Linked DNA regions of Mus musculus: regions 2 and 3 are each linked to region 1. The links are chromatin loops, found by intact Hi-C in ENCODE. Cell type or tissue: heart. All regions are shown on one strand.

What was found. Peaks named below come from ENCODE experiments on the same cell type or tissue, not always from the same donor. Only the 100,000 strongest peaks of a DNase experiment are listed, where the experiment ranks them.
Region 2: it touches region 1 in a loop (2.5-fold over the local background); 2 of 42 quality-filtered maps call a loop at or near these places.
Region 3: it touches region 1 in a loop (1.9-fold over the local background); 2 of 42 quality-filtered maps call a loop at or near these places.

Annotation. Positions count from the first base shown.
Region 1 is chr3:116,125,914-116,133,913 of GRCm38, forward strand. It overlaps Vcam1 (vascular cell adhesion molecule 1), which reads right to left and starts at 3,775. Exons shown (of 9, transcript NM_011693.3): 1 at 3,391-3,775; 2 at 2,620-2,895; 3 at 42-362. The coding sequence starts at 3,454. In heart, a CTCF peak has its summit at 6,321 (motif pointing left); a DNase peak (open chromatin) is centred at 3,548; H3K4me3 peaks cover 3,971 bases; H3K27ac peaks cover 3,973 bases.
Region 2 is chr3:116,323,170-116,331,169 of GRCm38, forward strand. It overlaps Cdc14a (CDC14 cell division cycle 14A), which reads right to left. Exons shown (of 16, transcript NM_001080818.2): 9 at 5,310-5,540. Among named protein-coding and RNA genes, the nearest start is that of Gm46839, 69 kb to the left of the region's middle. In heart, no CTCF peak of the experiment used is centred here; DNase peaks (open chromatin) are centred at 4,292 and 6,482; H3K4me3 peaks cover 559 bases; H3K27ac peaks cover 225 bases.
Region 3 is chr3:116,206,442-116,214,441 of GRCm38, forward strand. No RefSeq gene overlaps it. Among named protein-coding and RNA genes, the nearest start is that of Gm31651, 12 kb to the left of the region's middle. In heart, a CTCF peak has its summit at 3,028; DNase peaks (open chromatin) are centred at 190, 4,500 and 5,370.

The DNA.
Region 1 (8,000 bases):
CCAAACTCCCACAGACCAGAGATCACTGAGCAAGTACTTACTGTAGACTTGTAGTTCTTTGACAGTCTCCCTTTCTTTGAGTGTAGAATCAATTTGGTCAATGTGTAATTTAGCTCGGCAAACAAGAGCTTTTCCAATATCCTCAATGACGGGAGTAAAGGTTACTTCCAAACTCTTGGTTTCTAGAGACTTTGTCATCTCTTCTGAAGAAAACTCCTGTCTGTTCATGAGCTGGTCACCCTTGAACAGATCAATCTCCAGCCTGTAAACTGGGTAAATGTCTGGAGCCAAACACTTGACCGTGACCGGCTTCCCAACCTCCAGGGGGCCACTGAATTGAATCTCTGGATCCTTGGGGAAAGCTGTAAAGCCAAACAAATGCACAAGTAGGCTTTTGGCTTCTGTTGAGAACACCTCTGACTGTTTCAACACAACGGGGATCCTAACAAATGTTTTTGTTAATACTAGGCTTAATTCAGCAAAGCTAATTGGTTTAAGTAGCTAGTCATGGTTTGTGGCGAACACAGGAAGCACTTTTTAGAGGCCATTTCAATTTTAATTCTGTGACTGTTAAAGAGTATGTGTTGTTAAAGAAAAGAAAAGGGAAAGCCTAATATATATTAAAACTGATCTATATATGTAACATAAAGAAGTTTGCTCTCTTCTAACTATGACCTTGGATGATGGAGACCACATTTCACAGATACGGAAGCTTGGCTGTAGTGTGACTGCAGAACCAGCCTTGGTCACGCAGCCAGTCCATGGTGAGGCTGGGAACAAAGCTCACGCTTTCTGTCACTCACTCTGCACTGAGATTCCAGTGACGCCTCACACCCCATTCTCTACTCTTAGTGCAGATACAGTTCCACATTCCATTTGAGAAGCCCAGGAGGGCTCAGAGCGATATCACAAAGAAGTGTTACTATGTAAGGTTGCCTTCAGAAGAAGGAGAATGACTCTTAATGGGCTGGCTTCTGAAAATGAGACCTCTGGCAAGAACTCGTCCACCAGAAAGACATTCCTATGCAATCTCCCCAGACTGGGCCTATTCCCCTAAAAGCCTGACTCAGTGTTCTAATCTGCATTTTACTGAACCCAGCAGGGCAACAGAACACACGCCTGCCCTGCCCACTCCACACATGTACACAAGGTTTAATCCTTCTTATTACATCTGTCCTGATGGGAGCTCATTGGTGTCCCAGCTCCACAGAATATTACAATCAAACATGGAATGGAGACTGAACTGTTAAAATCAACAAGAAACAAGCATTCTTGCAGGGGGTTGTGGGGCGAGAGCAGAGAATATAATTGAATCCAGAAAGCTCCTCACTTCTCTTTTTTAACTCTCCAACTGAATAGAACGTGTGAGCACAGGGTGAAGGAGCTAGAAATGCTTTATTATCTAAAAACATAGTATTTTAAATTTCCCCTCTGATTATTTATGTCCATCACACTCTTCAGGAAATGTGCCTAGAATCCACACAGTTTAATGACAGGTAATATAAGAACTCGCTACTCTTTCCTGGTATTTATATAACAGGACCTTCCAAGGAGCTCAGAAGGCTGCCTAGACATAAACTATGCATGCAGAGCCAGCATAATTGAAAGCAGCCGTCCAGGCTCAGCTGCTTGGGAAGCCCAGCTTCAGGAGGGGCTTGCTGAAATTTCAATTAAGGTTCATTGGCAAAGTTGGGCTGGAGCACAGTAGGAAGGTACCAAGGTGATTAAAAGATGAATCAAACAAGATGCTCATGAAGAAATGCCTTATGGGAGTCTCATTTCTTTCTTTCTTTCTTTCTTTCTTTCTTTCTTTCTTTCTTTCTTTCTCTCTCTCTCTCTCTCTCTCTCTCTCTCTCTCTCTCTCTCTCTCTCTCTCTCTCTCTCTCTCTCTCTCTCTCTCTCTCTTTCTTCTTTTTGGAAAGCAACACCATCAGTAACCAAAGAAAAATGATTCCTATAGGGCCCATTTCCCCCCACCTCTCCTTGGTAGTTTCATTTGCCGATTTGAGGATGATAGTAGGATGCATTTTGGGTAGGCTAGGGTAATATGGGTACCTGCACATATGCCTGAGACAGATCTAACTTATTAAACAAAAACTCTCTGAGATATAAAAGCAAAGCTCTCTGGCAGCAACAACAAAACCTCCCAAATTTATCTGCATCAAATGACTGAAATGTTAATAGATGTTTTAATTATGTCTATGCAGAAGGTTTGCATACTCTCAGAGTTCCCGAGCCTACAAGCAGATCCCAGAAAGAAGGAACTCATCAATCCTTTGGATACATTAATACATGAACGTGTAGAAATACCCCCAAATGGAAGATTAGAGGGGAAAAAACTAACTAATAGAACCAGGGGGAGGTTCACACTGCGCTAAGAACTGGAGCCAAGAAGGTGTGAGTCTCTTTTACATGGGCACCATTTTTTTGGCAAACAAGGACACAGGGGTTAAAATTTAGTTTCCTGTTCTTAACTAGCTTCTTCTTTCTCTGGCTTTATTGAAATTGTGCATTTGCTAGCTAAAAATCTAGATACTCTTTAAAAGTCTCTGTTTAATATATCGTTAATTTTTTTTCAAACAAAATCAAGAGAAAGCAAAAGCTCCTTCCTTCACTTACAGTAGATGTCCACGTGGATACTTCGTTCCAGCTTCCCAGAGCCACATGTTGCTGTGCACAGGTAAGAGTGTTCATTCTCAAAACTGACAGGCTCCATGGTCAGAACGGACTTGGACCCCTCCGTCCTCACCTTCGCGTTTAGTGGGCTGTCTATCTGGGTTCTCCATGAGAACAATGGTGACTCGCAGCCCGTAGTGCTGCAAGTGAGGGCCATGGAGTCACCGATTTGAGCAATCGTTTTGTATTCAGGGGAGATCTCGATTTTAAAAGCTTGAGCTGAAAAGAGAGAGAGAGAGAGAGAGAGAGAGAGAGAGAGAGAGAGAGAGAGAGAGAACAAGTTTACCATGGTCTGCCCCATACTGTGTCCTTTTTCTCTTGCGCAGCAATACAGTGTCCAAAGCACAGCTGGGATGATCTACTTTTTAAACTGTCTCAGACTAATAGCACAAGACAGACCCAAAGCCCTGAAGTTGCTCTTGAGGAAGGTGCTGGAATCGTCACCGCGAAGAAGAATGCTCAGTTCTGACTTTGAAGCCCATTGCACAAAGTTTTTTTTTTTTTTTTTTTTTTTTTTTTTGTCACTTTCTAAGCTTGATTTCATTGTCGAATACAGGAAACTAAAGAGATAGACCCACTACCGATATAATCCAAATTACTCATTTGACAGTGGAAAGAAAATCCGTCCCCAGCTCTGTCAGAATACTGGCTCTTATAGCAAAGCTCTGTAGTACACCAGAAGCTGTAGATGTGTGAAATAGGTCAGGAACTTACAGACTGCAAACAGTATCCAAAGTACCGTTGAGGCTCCCAAGACCGCGACCATCTTCACAGGCATTTCAAGTCTCTGCTTCAAAGCCTTCTTTGTGCCCCACGTGAAAAGTGTCTGGGAAAAGTGTTCAGCCTCCAAAGCCAGCCGGGCTGGTGTGAGTGAAATAGAAAGTCTGCTCTTTATAAAGGGTCTTGCTAGAGAGGCGGAGGGAAATCCCTTCAAGGGGAAACCCAGAGCCAGGGAAAAAGTTTAACTGACAGCCAGCCAAGTCCCCACGTTAACCCCTTCAGCTGCTTTCTGGGCTGAAGTCATTCTGAGTCCTGGGAAACACGACACTTCCAAGTATATAAATCTCTGGCTTTTCCTGACCTTCAGCTCCGAAAGGGCTATCTCTCCTGAAAAGATGATTGCAAAATGAAACTGCCAACAGTGTGTGTGTGTGTGTGTGTGTGTGTGTGTGTGTGTGTGTGACAGCAAAGACAGAGATCACTCAGTAAATAACCACTGACTTTTCTTCATTAAGAAATGCATTTGCAATTTAAAAAATAAAAATTGTTCTCTTTCAACAAAAAAAGGAAAATATCCTTTATTTGTTTTTATTGACCCATTATCATGAGTCACTCTTTTAGAATGTGAGTCAGTAGTTCTTATTTTTATACTCTTTTATTCATAAGTGAATTTTTGACAAAAAAAAAACCTCCCTGAAATAACTTTCTGAAGTAGTAAATGAAAGGACGTTGATGCAGAATGAAGGGAATTATCTTTTCTTTTGTTTGACAATGCCCCAGCCCTTTGACCCATTGCTGGATGACAGGAAGTCTTTTGCAGACTTGAACGCTAAAAAATGGGATCTGTCTGCTAAATTTTTGTGGTGGATTTCTTTGGCTGCATTATTTAGCCACAAGTCCAATTGAATATGTAAACAGATTAGCTTTAGGAGATGAATTGACAACCATTTTTTTATTATTATTTTCTACTCCCAGTGAAATGACTTTTTGAAAGACTCAATTAAGTGTCTTAAATGCCTCTGTAGGTCTTACACATGCATAGCCCATGTCCTTGCAAAATGCTTGCCCATCAGAAAGAAACCGGAATAGCCACTTCCTTGTATTATACACATGTGGGTTTACCTCCCACATGGCATTATCAGTTCCCTGCATGGCCAGGACTAGTTCTTATTCATAGTTGTTTCTATTCCATATATATATATATATATATATATATATATATATATATATATATATATATAATGGTTTTATATATAACGACTATAAAACCTGCAGCATCTTCTAGATGTTTAAAATCTAGAAGAGAAACGTTCAAAATACTGAATGTAGTTCATAAGTGCCACGTGAGAGAAAAAAATAATTCCACAAGAAAGGTATAGTTCCCAGACATCTGGGCACATGTAAAATTAACAGTATCATGTCATTGGACAAAGGCTATCAGTGAGACCCACAGTCGCCAACTGCTCCAACCTGGCAGGAGAGACTTCTGAATTCCCTCTTGAGAATACATGTGGCTCCCACTGAGAGGCAAGTATAAAAGGGAAGTTGAGGGATATATTTTAGGGCTATGACGACATATCCAGGGATCGATGACATTAGCTGCCATGTCATCTAGAGGACCTCAACAATGTCATGTCATAAAAGGAGAGTATAGACTACCCCCTACTGATTCTCACCTTCTCCATAGATCAAAGGCATGTAAGAAAATGTTAATCCATGTCTTTGACACTTAAAAATAAATAACTACTTGGATCATGCAGACTCATCTTATTTGGTATCAGTTCTCACCCAAGTGAGTGGAGAAATAATTCCTATCAGGAAAGGAGAATAGTACATACAACAGAGGAAGTGAAAAAAAAAACTATTTGGTGGATTCCACAAGGTCAAATCCTTCCTCGTTTAAGAACCACTACTCTAACATATAGCTAAAGAACTCTCCGTGGCTATGTAGATCTTTTATAGCAGCTTCATTAGAGACCCAAGAGCCTGAAGTTTGAAGTTGGATCAGTTGTTTTTGAAGCAAATACTGAGGACCAAGATTAAGCCAGTCCTAATTCTGCAGTCCTTATATGGTTAATCATCATGATTTTCCTATGGCCGTTCCTTCACCAAACATCACGTCTGTGTCTCAGATGTAAAATACAAAAAGTAAAGGGAAAGGACTCAAAGGCATGGAGCCTGCCTTCTTTGAAGGAGCTTCCCAAGAAGTTGGGGGGGGGTGTGGGGGCTTTCACTGATGTCTCACTGAAAAGGCCAATGCCCCATGTCAATCAAGATTCTGTCGGTAAAGCAGGGCAGAAATGGATGCCAAGTTAGGCAGGCAATTAGCATTCTACCTGTTTCTAATTCAGTGGAACTCACAGAGTGTTTTTTTTTTGGGGGGGGGGGACTGCTGTATAGGCACTGTGGCGCTCTAGCAATACGGAAACACTGGCAAGGACAACATTTTGAGAATGAAAAAGACTGTCATGATATCAATGAAAGATTTCCACAGATCATAATCAAGGGACCATTGGTTTGTCTGCAAGTCAAGGAAAATAATTTCTCTCAGTGATCTAAGTTTAAGATTTTCTAAAGTTAAACTGTAGAGAGAATCGTGCTAAGACAGTTGGTGTCATAAAGTCATTGTGACTTTTGGGGATTTTGAGGAAAACCTTACTAATATCACTGAGAGTAAGAAAAAAAAATATATATATATTCAATAAAATACACACATACTATGTATATTGATTGAATTTTCACAAAGAGGATGTTTTGTTACACAACAGAAAGGTTTTCAGTATTAAAAAAAAAGTCTCAGGAAGGAGAGATGGCTCAGTGGTTAAGAGCACTGACTGCTCTTCCAGAGGTCCTGAGTTCAATTCCTAGCAACCACATGGTGGCTCACAACCATACGTAATGGAGATCTGATGCCCTCTTCTGGTGTGTCTGAAGACAGCTACAATGTACTCATAAACAAAATAAATCGTTTTTTTTTTTTTGTTTTGTTTTTTGTTTTTTAATTCTCCTCTCCACTTTGTAAGTTCACTTAGGAGTATTTGAATTTTTTCATTGGTGCTCTGGGTGTGCCATGTGTTTGTGTATAGCAATTCGAGTAAACAGAGATGTGCTTGCCTAGTTCTGTCTCCTTGGGATGACCTCTAAGGTTTCTACTAACCCCCTTCTGTGAGTTTTTATAAAAACAAAACATGCACACACATGCACACGCACACACACACCAGATTGCCTTGAACTGATTGTACTCTCCCTGTTTCAACAGCTTTTACCTTCTGGCCCTTAGAAGGCATTCATGCTCATCTCTACTTTTACCTGGCTTGATGTTAGATCTGTTTCAGGTGTCTATAAAGTGATATAAAATAAATAAGATATTTCTTCTGGGGCAGTAATTCTAGACTTTTTTTTCTTTTTCTAGTAACATTTCACAGTTTTAAAATTCTTTACCTAATCTTCAACCAAAGTGCATTTTGGTCACTGCTTTTGAGCTGGGAGAAAAGGGAGGGGGGGTGTTATCTTTATATTCACAAGATCAGGAAACTCAGAAGTTCGGTTGTTTGCGAAATATCAGACAGTGAGTGATCCTGGCAATAAGAAACAAGAATTGCGTTTTAAAACCAGTTTTCCTTCCCCAGGGATTTCTACGTGGTACACTCTATTCGACCAAGCCACCTTGATGTCTGCAGAAGGGTTTCACCTTTCCTTCAAGCATTAATGCCACCATGAGATTTGACAGTTAGACTAGGGTAGTCATAATGACCCAAGACTGTGCCCATTTCTCAACTGATGAATAATAACTTCCTAGTACCACCTTAGAGCTACTGTTTTGTATGTTAATACCATAAGAACATACAATGAGCAATCCAAATCGTCTGTAGTTACCCACAAACAAAAGGAACGAGCAGACAGTATGGGAACACCCTAGGACTTAACACAGTGAATCTAAGTGTAGAACTCCACTTGGCCCTTATTGAAGCTTAGAATGAAAATTAGTGAAGTCCCTGAGCTTGCAAACATCCCTGCTCCCATAATCTAGTAGCTGCTTCCAGTGGATCCAGGTGGGAGTTCTTTTGATGAGAGCTCTATACACTTCCTCAATCATTCAATCTGACTCCAAATAAATTCCCTTTCTCACAGTGAGGATTTAAGAAAATAGTCAGGTCTTTGCCCATTCTAAATGATTGTAAAAACACGTGTTTACATTACTGAGAGGAGACTTGGAGAAGGCGTGGCACGAGCTCGCAGTTGACAAGAATGAGGAAGCAAGTGAAAATGAACAACTAAGGTAGTGGGAGTAGGGGAATCACTGTAAACCATGCGTGCTGTATCCACTTAAAAATGGCTCCTGCAAGTAGGGGGTCAGAGTTTATCACATGAAAGAAGTAAGAAATTGTATTTTTCTGCTATTCAACTATCTCACAAGTGTATTTCCCCAAGGTATAATGCCTTTGGAAATCTCCCCTGAAAATATGATAGCTTTTACAAATAATTGATTATAGTTTGAATCTTTCTTAGACAGCACTAAAGGTTTCTTTTAGGAACCTAATGGATATTTAAAGAACTGCAGCTCAGCAGCAAATGCTAAAACCATTTTAGCATTTTTAGGGTAC
Region 2 (8,000 bases), 200 kb after region 1:
GAAAGGGGGAGGGGGACAGAGAGAGATGAAATCTAGTCAATAGCTTTGTTTATGAATAGTCTAGGACTAGGCCTGTAACTTAGTGGTAGAGAGTTTGTTTTTCCTGCATAAGGCTTTAGGTTCAATCCCCAATACAATAAATAAATAAAACCATGGACTTGAATTATTGCATCCTCCCTGGTCAAATAATGAAGATAATCTACTCTCCCAGAATTAGGAAATGCACGGTATTTGCTCAGAGCTGAGAAACAGTCATAACGTCTAATGGTGAAATACACATCCTTGCTCATCAATTTTTAAACCCAATCTAATTTAAGAAGTATTAAAAATATAGAAAATGAATGTCGTTACGTCAGGTTTTTTTTTTTTCCACAGTTACTTTATTAAGTTACATTGGCTTATCTGGGATGTACGTGTGTATGCACACAGAGGTCAGGCAGTGATGATCAAACATCCGTTATCTCCTTCACCGTGTGGATCCCAGCAATCAAACTCAGGTGGGGGCAGGCATGGCAGCAAGCACCTTTACCTGCTGAGCCATCTGCCTGGCCGCCTTTTTGATATAACTGTTTCCCAGGGGCATCTCTGGACATTTTATTTTTAATTGCCTATCATGAAACTGCACTGCTACAGGAACCTATACATGGTGCGTAAATCCGGACTTTATGCAGGAAAAAAATAACAAGGGTTTTACTCAGCACAAACTGTGTGTCCACTTGACAGCAATACTGCTTAGAATGGACATCAAATGTGACATTGAAAGGGCAGATAGTCAGGTTCATGCCCATAGATGCCTGGCCTGGCCTTCCCATTCACCTTTCTGTTTGCAAAGCGTACATGCACTGTTAATAGACGAGGGGTGTGTGTGTGTGTGTGTGTGTGTGTGTGTATCTCGTATTTACCTCAAGTACCTTCTGACCCAGATCAAGCATCAACACAAACAAGAGGCTAAAGTTTCCCAAAGCTTCGGTGGATCCTCTCTTTAACATGAAGAAACAGTTGCAGTTAACCCTCCTGACTCTCACCTCACTATGAACTGCTTCAGTCACTCTCCCTCCGGATACTTGACAAGGCTTAACTTCAGGAGGGGCTGCCGCTGAGCATGCTAAGAACAGGCACCAGAACCAGTGGGACTCGGGGGGTTCCAGTTTGGGTCCCTGTCTGGGGAGCAGAGGGGGCTTCTTCCTAGAGACTCCCACGACGACTCCTCATGCAGGGAGCTGCCTGGTTCCCCCCCCCCCCCCCAATCAGGCTCCTAATCCTCCTGACAGCCAAGGGATGGTGCTGCGAATGTTCAAATTTCTCTGAAACTGAAGTTGCTTTCCCCCCCTTTTAAAAAGGAGTCTATAATTTTAGGTCTATAAAAAGAACCTACTTAGCACTCCATCGTTGGGAGCTCTTACCACAGGGAACAGAATAGGAGTACTTCACTAAGTTTCTATTAAAACTTTAACAAAAAAAAAAAACGTTAAAGCATCCGTAATTAAAGGGCTCCCTGGCACCGCGTGACAAAGGTGCAGGGTGCTCTATTTATAACAAAAGCTTTAGACTACCAGTCCTCCTTCTGGCTCCCAATAGGGCATCAGTATGCACATCACAGAGTAACAATGTTGCTGTATTTTAGATGAATATTGATGCTAGAAAATGCCCCCAATGTACAGCCGTTCCTTTAATGTGGACTGCAAACAAGGCCTTGTGGTGGGTTTCATACCTTTGCCACAAATTAACTGTGTCTAATTTGCCCCCAAGTGCCGCTGTATGTTGACACATGGCATTTTCCTTCTCTCCCCACTCCCCGGGGAGAGTTCATTTAAAAAGGATGGGACACTCACTTCCACCTCCTTTAGTTCAATTAAAACACTGAGTGCTTCTTGAATTTCCAGAAAATTAAGCTGACTTAATCAGGGCAGATGTCAAAGTAATTAGCAAGCCCAGGTAGCTAAGTACGCCATTAAAAACAAAACAGCTGCAATTAAACCAAAGGTGTGATGTGTTTAAAAGAACCCCGAGTTCATTAACAGGAGGGGAAAGGAGAAAGCCACCTCACATGTAAGTGATGCCCGGCATCAATGTGACTCCTCTTTAAGAGCTCACTTCAACACTTTAAAAACAAAAAAGGGATAGTGGAAATATGGGGAGAAAAACATTTCTGCCATGGGGGGGGGGGGATGTGTATACATTTCTTGTGTCTGTGTGTGTGTATACAATTCTTAAGAGGTAAGCATTCACAGGTAGGTGATATATAGAGAAAGCCTGTCTATCAACAAGAATATTTAGCCTCAGAGTTGTCTTTTCCCAGTATTTCTTAGACGCCACATGCCATCGAGGGAGACACTACATTTAAATTTAAGCTTTGTCTGGGATACACTGTTCCCTTGGAATCATCTGCCACCTCTGGCTTTTACAATCTTTCCACCTCCACTTGCCCTTAGATCCCTGGGCCTTGGTGGAGGCTGGGGAGTGATAAAAAGGCATCCCACTTAGGACTGAGTGCTCCCAAGTCGCTCACTCTCTGCTCATTGACCACAGTGGATCACTGCTAATTCCCATCTACTGCAAGAGCAAGTGATGCCCACGTGAGCTCACAGAGGCTGTGTCAGTGCTCACCAGAGCTGCACAGGTTCAAGCATCAAGGGTCCCAGCATTGAGACAGGGAAGCAGACACAGGGTTCCAACCCTAACCAAAAAGCCATTTCCTGACAATGGGAAACAGTTTTTCCCAAGAGAGTCTCCCTATTCGTATTAACCACATCCCAGGGCATGCCCCACTCCCAGAAGTTAGTTGACCAACACAAGATGAACCCCATGTCTTTGTGGGCTGGGGAGCTTTTGTTTTGTTTTATTTTATTTTGTTTGGGCTTTTTTTTTTCATCTTATTGGTTTTTTGTTTATTTTGATTTTTGTCTTTTGTTTTCTTGTTTTGAGAGAGACAGAGAACATGTCTCTGGGTGAGTAGGTAGGTAAAGAGGATAGGAAAGGAATTGGGGGGAGGGGAAACATGATAAAAAAAATACTGTATTAAAAAAGTATATAAAAAAGGAAAGCTATGCCCCCCCAGTCAGTTGATCCAAAATATAGCTTATAAATATACAGATATACACAGAACCTTGTCATAATAATACTGACTAGGAAAAGGCCAAATTAATCCCCTAGGGAAAATGCTGATTTTTTGTTTGTTTGTTTGTTTAAATAGGAAACTGAACTTCCTTCAAAAGAGACGATCGGCGTGTCCCATACTAAAGCTTCATTATCACACTCCATAGGCTCCCAGGTTCTGACACATGGCATATGGGAATGGTGGGCCTTGTCCTGCATGTGAGCAAACTCTAACAGCATGGGACCACCACCATGTTACCAGAGTTAGGTCAGAGGCTGGGTCCCAATTGCCCTTCCCCCTACCCCACCTCGAGACACACACACACACACACACACACACACACACACACACACACAGAGCCAAGTACAGCCACCTATCCGCAGTGGTCTAACTAAAGATATATGTGAGAGTAGAAAACAGAAAGGGGGATTCACTCAAGGTGTTGTAGTGAAGAGTGTGACCCCCCTCTTAAGACTTGCAAAGTGACCCGACAAGTTGTCAGTGATATGAAAAAGAGAGAGAGAGAAAGAGAGAGAGATCTCCCTCTAGCTGGCTTCTCCCATCAGGAAAATGCTGAGGAAAATCCATTTTCGTGGGGTTCATAATCTCAACAGCCTGATAGTCAAACGCGGCTGGCACAAGATTCTATTTAGAGTCCTTTCGTTCCCGCCGGGAGGGTTACAATAAAACAAACTTAGAGTGCCAAAGAAACGTTCAGAACAAGCCAGCTCTCTGCCCCAGGAGAGACCAGAAGCAAAGAAGAGAGCAAATGAACACCTTAGTCTAACAACCCAGAGAGAGGACTACTGTCCTGCAAGCCAGGGTCTTCCCCGCACAAAGAAGGGCGAGAGAAGAGCTGCGCCAAAGGTAGATGCAGCCTGGCTTCGGGAACCATCCCTAAATCGGGGGCCATGTGCCGGTCGCTTCCCTGTCTTCCCAGGCTGCTGGGAGAAGAACGCAGCCTGGCATCACTGCTCAGAGCTCACATGTTCAGCAAAGTTCCTCCACCTACTCAGATCTTAAACATAGAAACAAGGGCCTACAAAATGGTATTTTAATTTCTGTCAGAACCAAAGCCACACTGTCTGAATAAGGCAGTTACAGCAGCGCTCCGCACATGAAAAGAACAGTACCATCCCCAACACCTACTGGCCGATTTGCATAACCGTGCAACAAAAAACCGCCTTTGTGGACGCAAAGCCAATGTGAGCAGCGCCACCTCGCGGCACCGTGAAGAGCTGCGAGTGGCATGCTAGAGGCTTCATTCCCAGGAGTGATTCGTCTCCGCGGAAATGAAGATCACCAAACTAGAAAACCCACAGTGGAATCTGAGCTCCTTCCGACTTTAATGTAACGCTCAATTTTAACTGGAAATCTTGCGTTTTGATTTGTTAAAAGCTGGGACCTACACTTGCTCTACCTGACCAGTGCCCACTCCAGAAGCCAGGTATTCACTTGCACAGCAAAGTCTTCCAGTTAATTCTGAGACAACCCACATCGAGTAATGGGTGGGAAGACCCTCTATTCTATGAGGCATAAGACTTAGGGGAGGGGCGGCGCGAGGGTGGAAGAGTAGAGAGACCCGAAAGCCATCGAGAGGAGCTAGGAGGAAAGTCAGTAAACCTGCCAAGCAAGAATGGGGGTCCTGCAGTTAGAGCCAGACACTGTCATGACCCAGATATAATGCAGGTGCCCGTGAATGGGGAGTGTAGAGAGAAGAGAGCCCCTGGGACTCACGGGCCAGTCAGTGTAACCAAAAAGGCAAGCTCCTACTTCAGTGAGAGACCCTGTCTCAAAACTACAAAATTGGAAGACTTGAGTTGTCAAACTCTGGCATACACACGTGTGAACACACAGACACACGTACGCGCATATAGAAACACTAAATGTCAGATGATGGAAGAGTACGAAGAAAAGATGATCAATTCTGAAGGAAGCGTTACTTCCTTCTAGTGGTGTTCAGAGTCAATGCGCCTGGGCTCAGAAGAGTCACAAGTGCATGCCATGACTTGTCCAGAAAGCTGGGCCCCACCACCAAGGCGATTAATCCTTTCTTTAGGGAAGGGATTATTAAAATGGGCTCATGTTCCAACTATCTAGTACAAAAGAAAAACATCCCATTGTATCCTATCACCCGCAGGTCTGGCTCATTATTAGGTGGGTCTGGGCCCGCCCTTTCCCAGCACAGTGGCCGCTGAGAGCTCACACACACCTTTGCAGTGGACCGCGATGGCCCCCTCGGTGTTCTCACAGATGTTCAGGAATCTCCGCACGATGTTATCGCTGGGGGTGCTGCCGTCTATGAAGAACAGGTCATAGTGCTCGAAGCCAGCGTCTGTGAAGCGCTTCGCCTCGTAGATCTTTTTGTTCAATCTCACGATCGTGGTCACGTTGTTCTTTTTGAAGTATGGAAAGTAGGCTTCGGGAGCGTGGAGAGGGTAACCTACAGGCAAACAAGGGACAGTCAGCAGAAAACCACAAGGAGCCATCAAAGTAGCGGCTGACCTAATTGAACACCAGAGGCGACTACAACCTACAAAAATAAAAAAATAAAAATGGCAGCCTCTGGATGACTGGCCAAGAATCCAGAATCCAGGAAGCATAATCTTGGAGACCCCAAACAAAGGCAGTTCCGAAGTACTCAAATGGACAGAGCAGTGCTGGGGTGATTTGGGGCGACATTCCTTCTTGAACAGTATTCTTTAACAGATTCGTTTCAGCTACAGCGAAGGCTTTTTGGAAGCTAGAGGTAGCGTTTCCATCTATAACACCACTCCCCGTGAAGCAGGGTGGTGATTAATTATCATATGCAATGTCCGAGTCACACCTTGTAAGCTTTCTCAAAACCATCTCCTTAAAATAACAGCTGGGAACTGTGGGATGGAGGTCCAAGGGTGCCACTGGACAAGAGAAATATGATCAAGGGCCCTAGTGCACAGCATGTTGCCTATAGTTAAAAACAGCGTGCGGGACTGGATCCATGTGTTAAATTTGACGGTCGCTTCATAGTATATACATAATTTTAATCAATCATATGTGTAGCATAAACATATGCATGTCCAATAAAAATATTAGTATTTCAAAGTAAAGTTAAGAGAGTAACTTTTGGTAGACCCTTTCTTGACAGTGGGGGGAGACAATCTCCACGTGTCCTGGCATGTCCCCCAGCAAGCAAGCATTCTTGTTACTGATCTACTCTTGGCCGGTCATCCAAAGTGACCACGGGAATTTGGGTCACTGAAAACCTTGCCTTGCAGCCCAGGGGTTAAGAGGACTAATTTCCTAACACACCAGTTACCACCAATCACTCATTCAGGATTCACCCATTCAGGGTTCGCCAGCTGCTGGCAGATTCCTGGCAGCCCAGGCAAGTGAAGTGACCTCATTCACAGGGATCACGTGCTCCGGAGTATGACCCCGAGGGGATCACGTGCTCTGGAGAAAGAATGACCCCGAGGGATCATGTGCTCCGGAGTATGACCCCGAGGGGATCACGTGCTCTGGAGAAAGAATGACCCCGAGGGATCATGTGCTCCGGAGTATGACCCCGAGGGGATCACGTGCTCTGGAGAAAGAATGACACCCCCCCCCCCAGATCACGTGCTCCGGAGTGAACCAGAGGGTCTCCATACTATGCTCTTGGCTGCACCCCTGCTCACCCTGTCATTTTTAAAAATTTTCTCTCAGCTCCAAGCCAGGCTTCCAACTCAGTCTTTGTAATTCTGGGTCCACCTACTACTCCATGCAGACTACCCTTCTAGCATACTTCCGTTTGCTCTCAAAGTAGGAGAGATGGCAAGACAACCAAAGGAAACCTTTCTTCCCGTCTGTCAGCACTTCAGCCAGAGCTCCCATCTCGGCTTGGCATGCCTTGAACCGGCCAGATGTCTTCCCTGACAGCAGAGTCTCTGGTGCATTCCCTTCAGAGCCCTGAGGACCAGCAGAGGCTCTTCCTCCACGGGCCTCCGTCCTCCCAACTCCCCTTTGTTTCTTTCATCCCTCAGCCTCAAAGGAACCCACTACCTTCTCCATCGCCCTCTGCATCCTTCGTTGCTGTCTTTCTTCTTAGTCTCACTGTAGCAAACTCCCTGTACTAAATTTCCTCTGAATGCCTAACATCAAGAACTCTGATGACAGATGCTGTTGGAGACGTGTGGAAAGTGGAACTTTTATTCAATGTAGGTGGGGTGCAAGCTAGTACAGCCATTGTGGAAATCCTCATGGAGATTACTCAAAACATTAAAAACAAATGGACCGTAGGACTTAGCGTACCACTCACTATATCCAAAGGACTCCTATCACAAAGATACCTACACATCCATATTTATTGCTGCCCTATTTACAATAGAAAGGATTTAGAGCCACCCTAGATGTCCATGAACAGAGTGGATAATGAAAATGTGGAACCAATTCACAATGGGATGTTACTCAGCTGTAAAGAAAATGGAATTTCCAGGGGGGAAAAATGGATGAATCTGGGATGTATAATACTAAGTGAGGTGTCCCAATCTCAGAAAGACAAAAATCCATATGTTCTCTTTCATCTGTGGATCCTGGCTTGTAATATATACATGTATGTATGGAAATGGATGTCGTTACAAATAAAGCCTAGAAAACTAGGAAAGCAAGAGAGGGTGAAAAAGAGGTGCTAGTGATAAAAAAGCAGAGCAAGGAGGGACTGACATGAAAGTCAGAATCACCAGGGGAGGTAACAAGAGAGGGCTGGGGTACCGGGCCATGGGAGGGATGATGGAGGGCTGGGCATCAGCAATGGGAGGGATGATGGAGTGGGAGGGATGATGGAGGGCTGGGCATCAGCAGTGGGAGGGATGATGGAGTGGGAGGGATGATGGAGGGCTGGGCATCAGCAGTGGGAGGGATGATGGAGGGCTGGGTACCAGCA
Region 3 (8,000 bases), 81 kb after region 1:
CACACAGTCTGAAACTCACGACCTTCACGTAGGAAATGAATCTTTTTAAACAAGTGTGAGAAGCAGATATTGATGAAGTCCGTGCCTCACTTCTGCCAAAGGAAGAGAACACACTGTCCAGGGTCATCAAGATGGGAAGTTGAGGCCGTACTGAACCAGGGCTAGAGCCCTAACTGGGATGCTGGCATTACTCTCTCCCTGCAGGGGAGGAGGGGCTGATGACAGCACACGTACATAGCTCTCCGAGGAGGCCAAGAAGTGCAGTCACAGTCCCAAGCTTCCAACAGGATACTTGGGGTAGCCGAGTTACAGCCAAGATATGTCTGTGTCTGACTGCTGAGAAAGAGAAAAAATTTTAACTTTTGCTTTAATAAAATGCACAATCATGCATTTAAAAAAAAAAAAAAAACAAACCCTCTTTTGAGCCAATAGAACATGATATGGCTTTTGTTTACATTTCGGGAATTGGTTTGGTTTGGTTTGGTTTGGTTTGGTTTGGTTTGGTTTGGTTTGGTTTGGTTTGGTTTGGCTTGGTTTGGTTTGGTTTTTTCTGCAGAGCAGTTGAAAGGGTAATAACACTTAACCCTGCTTTAGCAGTACTTCGATATTGGAAATCAAGAGAAAGGGTGTTCTCCCTGCATCCTCAATAAGCCTGTGCTTTGAGAAACTGGAATACCAGGAGGAACACAGATTCTTGGAACACTGTATTCAAAGCAGATCTGGAAAAAAAATGTTTAAAACTGATGACATTCAAAAGATTCCAATAATACTTACATAATATCAAAACTTGCATTGAAATGTACCAAACTGACAGCTCCATAGACTTCCTATGCTTATTGTACTTCCGTGTGTATAGAGCCTAATAACAAGCTGATAGTGTCATAATTGCCTTGCACAGGTTTGCTGTTACCATTTAGAGTTATTATGATTATTAGGTCCTATGGTAAAATGGTAGCTGATTCAGAACTGAAACTTTCCTGACTATAAAATAAAAAATACTCCTTCAGATCGATTTTAAAAGGACCTGTCATTGAGGGGAAAGAGAAATATTCTGTCAACAAAAGTTTCACTAAATATGGAAAATGGGCTGTTTACAAAGAACCTAATTTGAGAGAGAGAAAGGAAAATTTCTGGACTGCGGCTTGGTGACCACCAGCCTAGCTCTAAGTTCAGGGAAAGTTCCTTTCTCAAAAGATGAAGCCAAGAATGAGAGCAGACCCTCAGCACACGCCCTCAGCCACCAGGCACATATATGCATGGGCCACACACAGAAACATACATAAAGAGACAATTTCACTGTATGGGAAAAAACCCACATAAGCATTGATTGATCCTGATGACACATGCTTGTAATCTTAGCATGAAGAATACTGAGGCAGGAGAATCATAAACTCCACACCAGCCTGGGCTACACAGCAAGATCCTGTCTCAACAAAATAAAAACAATACAAACAAACAAAAATATATCAGCCTGTAGCCAGGAAAGTGCATAGAAAACACTGTACCATCTGCATACCTGTACCATCAGATAAAAACTATACCCTGACCTCTCCTCCTCCTCCTCCTCCTCCTCCTCCTCCTCCTCCTATTCTTTCCACCCATTTCTTCCCCCTCTTCCCTTACCCCATCCTCCTCCCCACTCCTTCTTCTCTATATATTTCTGGTCCGCTCCAGCTTTGACTTCTGCCCATTGCCTGCTTTGGGCTCTGTGAGTCTAACAAAACCCTATTTTACCATGGGGCTTGGGTTGGCTCTGACCTTCTCAAGAACATCTATTTTCTGCTGTGCTTCAAAATTTACCACAGAGTCCCAATCCCAGCTCTCTCCACATTACATGATCTTATGAAATTTATTTTTCACCCCAACTGGCTCCTATGACTCTTCAACACCCCCAAATCTCATTCAGCTAACAAGTAGCAAGAATCAACCCCACCCCACCCCACCCCATTTGGGGGGGGGAGGGGCAATGGATGACACAAATGATGGCAGAACTATGGTTAAATATTTTGTTCAATCCTACCATTATGTTAGTTGTCTGACAGCGCTGGGAATTGAGCTCGGAGTCCTGAACTTCCTAACCAAGTGCTCTGCTGCTGCGCTGCACTGTAAGCCCTGGTTCAGTCCCACTGATGACAAATTGTAACTCCAAGTCAAGAGAAAAATGCCGGGAAGGGACAATGTTTCAAAACAAACTGCCAAGCGCAGATAGTCTCTGCTACATTTTAAACCTTGCCCTTTGTTCTTCTCTGGGACTTATCTTCTACTAGATCAGATTTATATTCAATTACATGTATAATATTTATATCCTATTATATTCTATTATGTATCTAGATCAAACTTATATTCTAAAGCACCATATTTCATCAATGGAGAACATCTAGACCTCTTCCCGGGCTCACTTTGTTGTAGAGGCAAATGCTTTGATTCTGTTGTTATGGCTTATTTATTGTATTTTGGTTTGTTTATCTGTTTGTTTGTTTGTTTGTTTGTTTGCTGAAGGCTGCTTACTAGCAGGTTCCGGTCATCATTCAGTTAATCTAGTACTTAATGCTACTTTCCCTGGAAGAAATGCTTTAAAGAAATCCAGCCAGCAACAGATTTCCCAGGAAAACTCTTGTTTAGCATTCGGTGGGATTCTTATCTCTACCACCAAGCCCCTTTGGGCCTCTCTCTTGAATTCTAACTGAAGAATAACCATAGACAGTTCTGTCTTTTGTAAGCTTCAGGAGCAACCTATCTACAATCATGTCAATGATGTCCTTACCAGAATTCAACAAAGAATTTCTCGAATAGCAAAGTACAAAACGATCTTCATCTGCAGATAGGATTATGTCCTTGATAGCACAGCTCTGGCAGCTGTAGTAGCTAAGCCAAATAATAACGATCGATTGCATAAACTTGGCAGAAAGAGCTCCACATTGCTTTCTCTAGGATGTCTAGTTCAAAACTTCACTGCGTGTTTATAGCCATCAAGTTTGGTTTCAAATCAAACATGCCCTGGGCAGTAGCTGGGCAGTAATGTAGTGCCACCTAGCTTCTCTCCTGGGGTGGAGTCCATCCCCAGATGTTCTCGGTCACTGAAGAAACTGGGTTGTCTTCTGCAGCGTGCCAGGGCTTCCTGAGGCACAAACAGGCAAACGAAGAAACTTCTCTATGTCCATCCCTCCAGGGACAGCTGAGCATTAGAGATTTGCCCTAGAGTTAGGCAAGATCATCTACTGCAGTGGTTCTCAACCTCCCTGATGGTGTGACTCTTTAATACAGATCCTCGTGTTGTCGTGAGCCCCAAAAATAACATTATTTCATTGTCACTTCATAGCTGTAATTCTGCTACTGTTACAAATTGCAATGTAGGGGGCTGGAGAGATGGCTCAGTGGGTAAGAGCACCCGAATGCTCTCCAAAGGTCTGGAGTTCAAATCCCAGCAACCACATGGTGTCTCACAACCATCCGTAACGAGATCTGACTCCCTCTTCTGGAGTGTCTGAAGACAGCGACAGTGTACATACATTAAAGAAAGAAAGAAAGAAAGAAAGAAAGAAAGAAAGAAAGAAAGAAAGAAAGAAAGAAAGAAAGAAAGAAATCTTTTTAAAAAATTGTAATGTAAGTGTCTGATATGCAGACTATCTAGTATGTGGCTCACAAAGTGTTGAGAATTTCTGCTTTACGGACCAGTTAGCTTATCGTAGGTTTGAACACTCCCATCATGCATTTCTCCTAAGCACCCCCACCTTACGCGCAAACGTCTCTATTTCTATACAGTATGCTTTCCCAGCCTAAAATCTCCTTGTCCCTCACTCTTTCAAACCTTCCCACACATTCAGGTTTCCCTTCCTTCATCAGCACTCCCCTAACGACACTGAGCCATAGTCCTGATCTCATGTCTGCCCTGTTTTATTATCACGCCTATGTTAGATCTTCTGTTACTTGGCCAGAGTCATCCCGTTCCAGGCCATCCTTCAAGACTGTCACACTTCCTATCAGATAAACCACACGGTAGACTCCATGGTATCCCCTTAACAGTGTGCATGCTGCCTCTAGTAGAAGTCCCCGTGAGGCTCTGAGCAGGAGATACATTCTAGTCTCCTGATTCATAATTTACGTTGTTGCTGAATGAATAAAAGATTGAATGAATAAAGCACAGCACTGTTTATTTGGTATTGTTTCATCAACTAGTCTACATTTCTGAGAGAACTGGTTGCATATGAACACAATGACAAACGCCCGCTTAATTTTCTCCCCCCCCACCCCCATAAAAATAGGAAAACAAAATCCCAGCGAGTTTGCTCTCCCCCTCAATCAACCAGTCTCCTCTAGCCTCCTACTTTCTGGTCTATGACTTGCTTCTATTCCACTGGGAGAAATAAAGGAAGGGAAGCAATCGGGATTTCTGCCAGCATGGAAGGAAGATGAAAATTAGAAAAGTCAGCTGAGGTTAGCTGGAAACCTGAAGGTCAGTCACGCACTACAGCACACAGTGAGGCTCCAGCACACGCCTGTGCCTGTGCTGCCTGGAGCCAGAGACACAGCCTTTAGTGACCCAACGGCGTCAGAGACGGAGGGGACTCTCCCCACACAAATGCAGCTCCAGACTCTTCTCTCACATTAGACAGAATGACTACTTAAATGTCACCCAGCTGTTGACCATCCTCCAGTGACAGCACAAGCGAAAAGCTGAGGCAAGCTAAGATTCCTCCCCTAGTCTCCCCCCAACCCCCACTCACTCCTGCCTACTCGCTCTTCCTCAGAAGTGGGTATTCCTAATATAAACTGCCGTGCTATTTCCTTCCCCCAATCCCTGACGTTTCTAGTCTCTATTTCCCCAACCACATGTCCATCTCTTGCTTTATCCCAGTTTTATGTAATATAACCTCCAGGCATGGCCTTCCCTGGCTAACAAACCCAGGCTGTAAACCCAAGCTACTCCACTCTCTTCCCTTTCTTTATCTTACATCAAAGTCTTCATCAACACTAGAAATCGTTTTTATACTTGTATTAAATATTTTTATCTTTTCCCCACAAGAATGGGAATTTTAAGGAGCAAAAAAACTTTCCATTTTCATTTCCATTAAAAACACTGACTTAGATCCGAATCTAGAAAGAATAATGTTTTGTGCACATGTCCCCTTCTCTTTGTGTGTAGACTAACTACTGTGAGAAGCCTCATATTCTAGAACCTACAATAGAGATCTCCTCCTTGCCCACAATCTTGTCTGTTCTGAGTGTTCCCATCCAAGGGGCCCAAGGAGTGATCAGGCTTCCAACTCAGCTGCTACACCATCCCCTACAGAACCTTGGAGTCTGCCTCCACGAGTCTCTGCATCTGGCCAGGGATGGGGAGCTAGATATTTATAGTACTACAGAGGAAGTTTGGGGAATCTCATCTGGAGAAATACAGACAGCTTTCGTAACACTCCTTCCACCACACCCCTGTCACTAACCCGTATTCCTAAGAGCGAGCCTGGCCACTGCAATCTGCCTGTGATGTCCTAGGGAAAAGGAACTGGGGCTTCATGAATGCACAGCGCACTAAGTCTGTCATGTAGCACAACCATTAGGTGACACACATGACAACCTGTAAAGGAGCTAAAGGCACTCTGGGAAAGAGTGGGAAGGGTGGACTAGGACAAAGCACCGCAGATGCAAAGAACTTAGAAACAGCAGCACATCTCAGGAGCTTGAGAGTGTAGAAGGGGATGGGCATAGCATGGACCACAGAGGCAGAAGGCTGGGGAGATGGGTGGAATCTGGGTCATGAAGGACTCAGTCTACAATGTCAAGATGTTCAGACTCATTCTACATGAGATGAGAGCCAGTGGAGGTTACTACAGAATGAGACTGGGAAAACATGATTGTATGCACATTGTTTTAAGAGAGTTCCCTGATGGCTGTAGGGAGGATGAAATTCGGGACACAGAAAATGTAAATAAGATGCCTAGATAGGTATCTGTTGCTGAAATATAAGAACCGTTGGAGGATGGGAACACAAACAAAGGCAGTGGGGTAATGTTTGTTAAAGTCTGGCTGGTTTCAGGAATGTCTCATGAACACACTGTTTTCAGGGAGCTGAAGACTCTAGTATCATTAAGGGACTTAAAATTCCATCAAATAAAGGGGATAATAAAAAAAATCACATTTTAATTAAATTTCTAATTAGATTTTTCTAAAGCCTGCCATTAAAAAATACAAGGCAAACTAAATGAATAGAACTGTCTTTCTAGCAGAGCTAAGAGATTACTGGAGTGTGTGGCAGGAAAAACTAGGTGGGGACGTACTGAATTCTCACATTGATCATGAGTACAAGAGGGAAGAAAGTGAGAAACACCTCCCAACACCCATTCTGAAGATGCAATTCTAATTAAAGAGCCAGTAAGGATGTATTGCTCACCGTAACACCATATCCCTCTCCACCAGCTTTATCAATATCATCCTTTCATTAACAAGCAATAGCTGTTTCCATGACCTCACTATCAATTTTTAAATGTTTTCTCTTTATAATGAAAATCATTTCCTTGCCTTTAACCATTACTAATCCACAATAACTTTGATCTAAGATAATTAGTTCCATAATATAGAAATCTTAAAGCCGTAGCAAAATCAAAATATCAGCAGTATTTTGTAAAACACTTTTCACAAATCTAAAATGTCTAGAATAATTCCTTCTATTGTATTGAAATGAGACAATTATGAGTAACTAATTTTTCTCTATCAAACTCTCTGAGTATGTTCCTGGTAGAGTAAAAAAAAAAGAAAGAAAGAAAGAAAAATGAGTAATGACTGGATCACTTTTTGAAAATCAATTATTATCCATAAAATTACCAAGACTCTAGAATTCTGACTTGGTTCCCATGATTTACGGCATGCTGGCACATTGCCTTATCATGATTTGCATTAAGACTCTAACATCAGCACCATTACATGCTAATCACGCTGCTAAACACATTATATACATTATCTCATGTACTGGAGCTTCCAGAGTACATCATTTTCCTTTAATTTTGAAAGTATGGATGAACCTAGAGGTCAGCGAGCGAAGTAAAATAAGCTAGGCTCAATGTACAAAATCATGAGTGCATCCTCACCAATGCCCAGAGTCTTTGGGGACAGAGATTTGGGACAACAGTGGGTCTCACATCAAACACTCCAGATTTCCTGAGGAGACTGCCTGGGTGACTACTTTTGTTCTAATCTCCAGGCAGACCCAAGTTGGGGGATCTGTTTTAAACCTTCCTCAATTAAATGCTAATTCTTTTCACCGTATCTAATGTCCAAACTCAAATGCAGGGTTTGGCATCTCTTACTCGATCAACATACTATCCATAGGAGTACAGCAAATGTCACTTGTGTGGCCTCCCAACTCTAGGGTTCCCTCTCTCCACATCCCTCCTACCCTTACCTTCCTCCCTTTCTTTCTAGGTACGGATGCTAGGTAGGCTCTGAGACCAGTGGCTAGCATTTCCAGCACCAGTGTTTGTACAATTTTAGCTTGTACCTATACCTTTACCCACCCACTCCCATTCCCGGTCCTGGCATTCTCCTGTACTGGGGCATAGAATTTTCACAGGACTAAGGGCCTCTCCTCCCATTGATGACCGACTAGGCCATTCTCTGCTACATATGCAGCTAGAGCCACAGGTTCCACCATGTGTTTTCTTTGATTGGAGGTTAAGTTCCAAGGAGCTCTGGGTGTACTGGCTAATTCATATTGAAGTTCCTTCTATGGGGCTTCAGACCCCTTCAGCTCCCTGGGCACTTTCTCTAGCTCCTTCATTTGGGGACCTTGTGCTCCATCCAACTGATGATTATGAGCATCTACTTCTGTATGCCAGGCACTGGCAGAGGCTCTCAGGAGACAGCTATATCAGGCTCCTGTCAGCAGGCTCTTGTTGGCATCTGCCATAGTGTCTGGGTTTGGTGGTTGTTTATGGGATGGATCCCCAAAGTGGGGCAGTCTCTGGATGGTTGTTCCTTCAATCTCTGCTCCAACATGTAATAGGGAC